2 separate regions of the Homo sapiens genome follow, and region 1 is linked to region 2. A link is an interaction called in ENCODE POLR2A ChIA-PET data of the cell type or tissue named here. Cell type or tissue: MCF 10A. All regions are shown on one strand. Each heading gives the region's core, and the rest is flanking DNA. Links, peaks and the distances in the headings are about the cores only.

The links. ChIA-PET counts read pairs that join two places held together with the same protein. Peaks named below come from ENCODE experiments on the same cell type or tissue, not always from the same donor. Only the 100,000 strongest peaks of a DNase experiment are listed, where the experiment ranks them.
Region 1: POLR2A ChIA-PET joins it to region 2 with 5 read pairs; 3 of 35 experiments call an interaction of 5 or more read pairs at or near these places.

Annotation. Positions count from the first base shown.
Region 1 is chrX:13,995,376-13,998,297 of GRCh38, reverse strand. It overlaps a transcript of GEMIN8 not described here. Among named protein-coding and RNA genes, the nearest start is that of GEMIN8, 33 kb to the left of the region's middle. In MCF 10A, for the core only: no CTCF peak of the experiment used is centred there; no DNase peak of the experiment used is centred there.
Region 2 is chrX:13,932,038-13,934,959 of GRCh38, reverse strand. It overlaps a transcript of GPM6B not described here. Among named protein-coding and RNA genes, the nearest start is that of GEMIN8, 96 kb to the left of the region's middle. In MCF 10A, for the core only: no CTCF peak of the experiment used is centred there; a DNase peak (open chromatin) is centred at 1,369.

The DNA.
Region 1 (2,922 bases), core at 256-2,755, 63 kb before region 2:
GGTGGGGACACAAAGCCAAACCATATCACCCCCTCTCTATAAAAAAAATTTAAAAATTAGCCAGGTGTGGTTGCATGTACTTATAGTCCTAGCTATGTGGGGGACTGAGGTGGGAGAATCACCCGAGCTTGAGAAGTCAAGCTGCAGAGAGCCGTGATTGCCCCACTGCACTCCAGTCAGAATGACAGTGCAAGACTCTATCTCAAAAAAAAAAAAAAAAGCAAAAATGGTAAGAATAAGTAACATACCTAGGGTCACATTAGCTGAAGTGTGGATTTTCCTTCATAGAGGTTAAATTTTCTCCTAATTTTAAAAATACGTCGTGACTATTAATTTATTCTTGCCTCCGGGATTTTTAAGATACATCACTTCTATGATTTTTTTTTTTTTTTTTTTTTTGAGACAGAGTCTTGTTCTGTCGCCCAGGCTGGAGTGCAGTGGCATGATCTCGGCTCACTGCAACCCCTGCCTCCTAGGTTCAAGCAATTCTCATGCCTCAAGCCTCCCGAGTAGCTTGGATTGCATGCATGCATCACCACACCTGGCTAATAATTTTTGTATTTTTAGTAGAGACGGCGTTTTGCCATGTTGGCCAGGCTGGTCTCGAACTCCCGACCTCAGGTGATCCGCCCGCCTCAGCCTCCCAAAGTGCTGGGATTACAGGCATGAGCCGCTGCACCCGGCCTCTATGATTCTTTTGATCAGAAAAATTGCCCCTTGTGTAAGTTAGCTTTTGTTACATAACAACTCGTCCCCAAACTTAGTGACTTAACCATTTTTTATGTGGGTTGGCAACTTAGGCTGGGCTCAGCTAGGTGGGTCTTCTGCCAGTCTCCCCTGGGCTCACTCTTATAGATGCAGTCAGCTGATGGGTCAGCCAGGGGCTGGTTAGTCTAGGATGGCCTCAATCACATATCTGGGGTTTGGAGCTGGCTGTCTTATGGTTATCTGCTAAAGTAATAGGAGCAACTGGGCCACATGTCTCCAGCAAGCTAGCCTGAGTTTGTTCCCATGGTAGTTATAACAAGGGTCCCAAAAGCAACAAAAGAGGACAAGCCAGCCGGGCACGGTGGCTCATGTCTGTAATCCCAGCACTTTGGGAGGCCAAGGTGGGCAGATCACGAGTTCAGGAGATTGAGACCATCCTGGCCAACACAGTGAAACCCCATCTCTACTAAAAATGCAAAAATTAGCTGGGCGTGGTGACGCACACCTGTAGTCCTAGCTACTCCAGAGGCTGAGGCAGAAGAATCGCTTGAACCCGGGAGGTGGAGGTTGCAGTGAGCTGAGCCGAGATATCGCCACTACACTCCAGCCTGGCAACAGAGAGAGACTCTGTCTCAAAAAAAAAAAAAAAAAAAAAAGACAAGCCACAGCATGCAAGCGTTTTATAAGCCTCTGCTTTCTTCATATTTTCTGATGTCCCATTGCCCAAAGCAGATCACATGGCCAAGCCCAGATTCGAGGGGTGAAAAAATAGGCTCCACCTCTTGATGGGAAGAGCTTTGAGTCACATTGCAAGAGGATGTGCATACAGGGATGGGAGAAATTATTGCAGCCTTTTTTGCAAGTAATCTACTGCACCCCTTTTGTGTTCCTTTTCACATGATAGCTTATAGAATTTTACTGCTTAGAGTATAGGATTAAGATTCTATTTCTTTGCCAAGCTCCTATGTAACTATGGATATTGATATGGTTTGGCTGTACCCTCACCCAACTCTCATCTTGAATTCCCATGTGTTGCGGGAGGGACCCAGTGAGAGGTCATTTAATCATGGGGTCAGGTCTCTCCCATGCTGTTCTCATGATAGTGAATAAGTCTCACAAATCTGCTGCCATGTGAGACAGGCCTTTCACCTTCTGCCATGATTGCAAGGCCTCTCCAGCCACGTGGAACTGTAGGTCCATTAAATCTCTTTCTTTTGTAAATTGCTCAGTCTTGGGTATGTCTCTATCAGCATTATGAAAACGAACTAATACAGATATACAATTAGCCCTTGTCTTATGACTTTGAGAATCACAGAGTTGGAAGGAGATTTAATGGCTAGTCAATTCAATATTATACTTAATAGAGGACCATCTTGTGGACACAGAAGCACAAGATCGCATCCATGTGGTAGGCCTTCAAATCCTTAAAAATAGTAGGTTCTATGATTTCTCTTTTCCATTTTAAATATTCCAAATGTCGTAATGTCCCCATTTTATATAATGGACATACAAGACAAGCATTGCAGATTTACCAGATATGCTGATCTTCAGACTGCTCTTCCTCATTGCCAGCTAGATTTGACTGAGCTTCACATTAGCTTCAAACAGAGTGGGAAGTTAGAAAATGACAGGGTAGGCATGGATGTTGACCTACGTGGGTCCTTGAGATGGTGTGATAGGCCCCCCAGTGTGTCCAGCGTTCCACAATGTGGAACCTGTGAATACATTCCTTTGCATCGCAAAAGATTTTGCAAATGTGACCAAGTTAAGGAGCTTGCCATGGAGAGAGCATCCTGTATCCTCCAAGTGGGCCCAATGTCATCACAAGGGTCCTTATAAGAGGGAGGGAGGTGGGTCAGAGTCAAAGAAGGAATGTGAGAAGCAGAGGTTGGAGTAATGAAAGGAAGGGGCTATATATCAAGGAATGCTGGCAGTCTCTAGAAACCAGAAAAATCAAGAAAACGGATTCTCCCCTAGAACTTCCAGAAGACATGCAGCCCTGCCAACACCTTGATTTTAGCCCAGTAAGACCCCTTTCAGATTTCTGCCCTCCAGAACTATAAAAGGACATATCTGTGTGCTTTAAGTCACTGAGTTTATGGTAATTTGTCACAGCAGTAACAGGAAACCAATAGAGATGGGAAATGTGTGATTGGTTAGTGATGAGTGTAATAATACGAGCTTGCTGTGCACTGAACACTTTACATATGCTAC
Region 2 (2,922 bases), core at 105-2,604:
TGCATTTGTAACAAGCTCCCAGTGGGTGCTCATGCTTCTGGTTCCTGGAGCCAGGAAGCAAAGAAGGCTGTTAAGCAGAGAGGCCCTGGTGCCTGCCCCAGCTTGCCCACTAGTTTGCTGTGTGATCGTGGGTAAATCATTTTCTCTTCATAATTTTAGTTGACTATAAAATAAAAGAATTTGATGAAATTATTTCTTTGGGTCTTTACAGGTCAACCAATATGTAATTTAGAAAAAAAGAAATGAGAGAGTAATGTTATGCTTGAAAACCACGAGAAAACAGCTCCCTGATGGTCTAAACACTACTTGAATGCATGAAGCCAGCATCAGAAGTGTCACCTGTAGTTGGGTTAAATGCTGGCATCTTCGATGTGCATGCTTCCAGTATGATTGGCTCTTCTCCAAGGGAACTGGTGGAGGAAGCTATAATGTTCTCCCTCTTTAACACTTCCAGCTTTGGCTTCTCCTGACCTCTTTTCCTTAAATCCCTTTCTTCCCCGACATCCAGGCTCAAGCCACCCTCAGAGGCTGCACTCAGAAAGAAGCACGCTGAAGACCCATACATGCAATGCTTGGTTCTGGAAGCTTGCTCAGGAATTCAGATGCAGTGGGAGACAAAAAGGAATGGAATCCTGCTGAATAACTGGGCAGGAAGTGATCCCAGAATATGCTAGCTTCCCTCCCTCTGAGTCTAAAGATCTAGTAAGGAGCCCACCCTTGGATCTTGGAGAGAGCTCCCTTTTAATATCGGGACACAAACCGACATTTTGAGTAAACCTCATAGTCGAATACCACGGAGTACTGTTTGTGACAAACAGGAAGTCATTAATTCTTTATTATATTTTTGCTCTACCGAAAGCTGTTGACCAAACCACCTGGCTTCTCCGAGAAAACCCTTATCTGCTACATCCAGGACCAAGCAGCTGGATGGTTTATTGAAAATGCCAAAGGGATCAATCATAAAACGTGCCACTTATGTAGCCTAAACATTTTGTTTAACTTTAAACATTAATTTGCTGATATTTTATTGTAGAGTCAAGGCCTTTGCTTTGAGTGCAAGGACCTGATTGGAGTTCCTAGAAGTCTTTCTTACATTAAATCACAGCCAAAATTCATTGGCTTCTGATTTTCAGCTTCAGATTCTTACATTAAAGTAGAATGAAAACCTAAAGGCATTGGGAACCAATCTCTGGGCAGAATCCCTTTATATCACCTACCCCACTCCCCTTAAACCTTTAAATTTGCCCGTACTTACTTTTGCAACTATTTTCTCAAGTGACTCATTTTTGTTAAGACTCTCCAAAGTAATCAACCTGGTTTTCAAAGAAAGGAAAAAACTCTCTCGTTTGGCACTCCTATTTTATTAGTTTATGTAATATCGAATTAAGTTTCATAATTCTAGTAACAAGTACAACTGGCATAAACAGGTTTGGGAACAAACACCACTGACTCTTCTTAAGTACACTACTTGGGGGAGAAGCAGTACATACATATATTGCAAAAGAGCCTACAACCCAAGTTCTGGACAATGATCAGTATGGTTTAGAAAAAGAATGGAGGATATGGGGTAAATGGGTGGGGTCCTTTAGGTAAACATTGGTAAGAGAGCATCTGCTATATTTTGAGCCATCATCATCCATTTAATAATTTTAACATGATGGCTGGCTTGTTAGTGTTTTTCATATGCTTCTTTCTGTTCAAATACCAAATTTGTCAAGAGCAGAAATCGTTTTATTCATTGTTATACCCCAATGTTCATTGGAATGATTGGCATATTATAGGTGTTACACAAATATTTGTTTAAAAATGAGGATTCATATGCATTTTATTAAGGTCTGTCAACATTAAAATTATAGATTTCAAGGTATTTAAATTAACATTGATGTACTGCAAACTCTGGTAAACTATGCTAAAATAGGGTAAATTACGTAAATTATTGTTCTTTAATAATAATACTTTTATCACAGAATAACAATTTCAGAGCTTGAAGTTGCTTTAGAAGTAATTTGATTGCTGCCAGGCATACAGACACAGAAACAATTGAAAGAGCAGTTTGGATGTTCTTTCATTAGCTTTTTTTTTGCCTTGAGCTTTTTTTCTTCTGCTGCTATAAAATACTTTTCTTTCTCTGGTGAAAAGTACTTCCTTCTCATCAGGTTTTTGAAGTTCTGGAAAGATTGGGGTTGAAGGCTTTGTTTCCCTGAAACTCATTATTGCCCTGAGAATTAAAAGGCAATGGCAGCTTTGTGTTTCCATCCTCACCATGTGTATTAGGGTTAAATGAGTACCTACCACAATATCATGCAACTAGCATGTGCCAGTCTCTAAGCCTTTGAATTCCTGTCACATGTCCATCACCATGGGGCTCTCAGGGGAGTATTGGACAGCTGCTCACTCAGCAAGCATTCACAGAGTCCTGTTCAGATGAGCCAAGTACTGTGCTAAGTCTTGAAGCAAAAAATAAACAAGACTCTGTTCTCAAATAACCACAGTCATTTCTGAAAGGCAGATAAACAACTATAATAAAAGTACAAGATCCTGTAGGAAAAAGAGTATCTGTCTGAGGAAAAAAGCGGGGAGGTGGTATTTCAAAGAGGGATTCCCTAGGGAGGCAGTTACTTTAAATCTGAGAGTCTTCAAGCATGAGCAGGAAGATAGGGGTCAGGGTGTCCAGGTGTCTGGGAGAGGATGGTCCAGGCCCTGGATACAAATGTGTAAAAGCAGGAGCCGTGGCAGAGGCTGCTGTGTGGGTATGTTGAGTTGGGAATGGCCTCAATGTGGGGGAGTGGGGAGAGCTGAGGCCAGATTGTAAAGTACCAGGAAATAACTTGGTCATTACCCTGTTGGTCACAGAGAATCAGGAAGGGATTTTAAGCAGGCACATGGCAGCTGGAGGGAAATGACAGTCTCCCCAAGGGGATA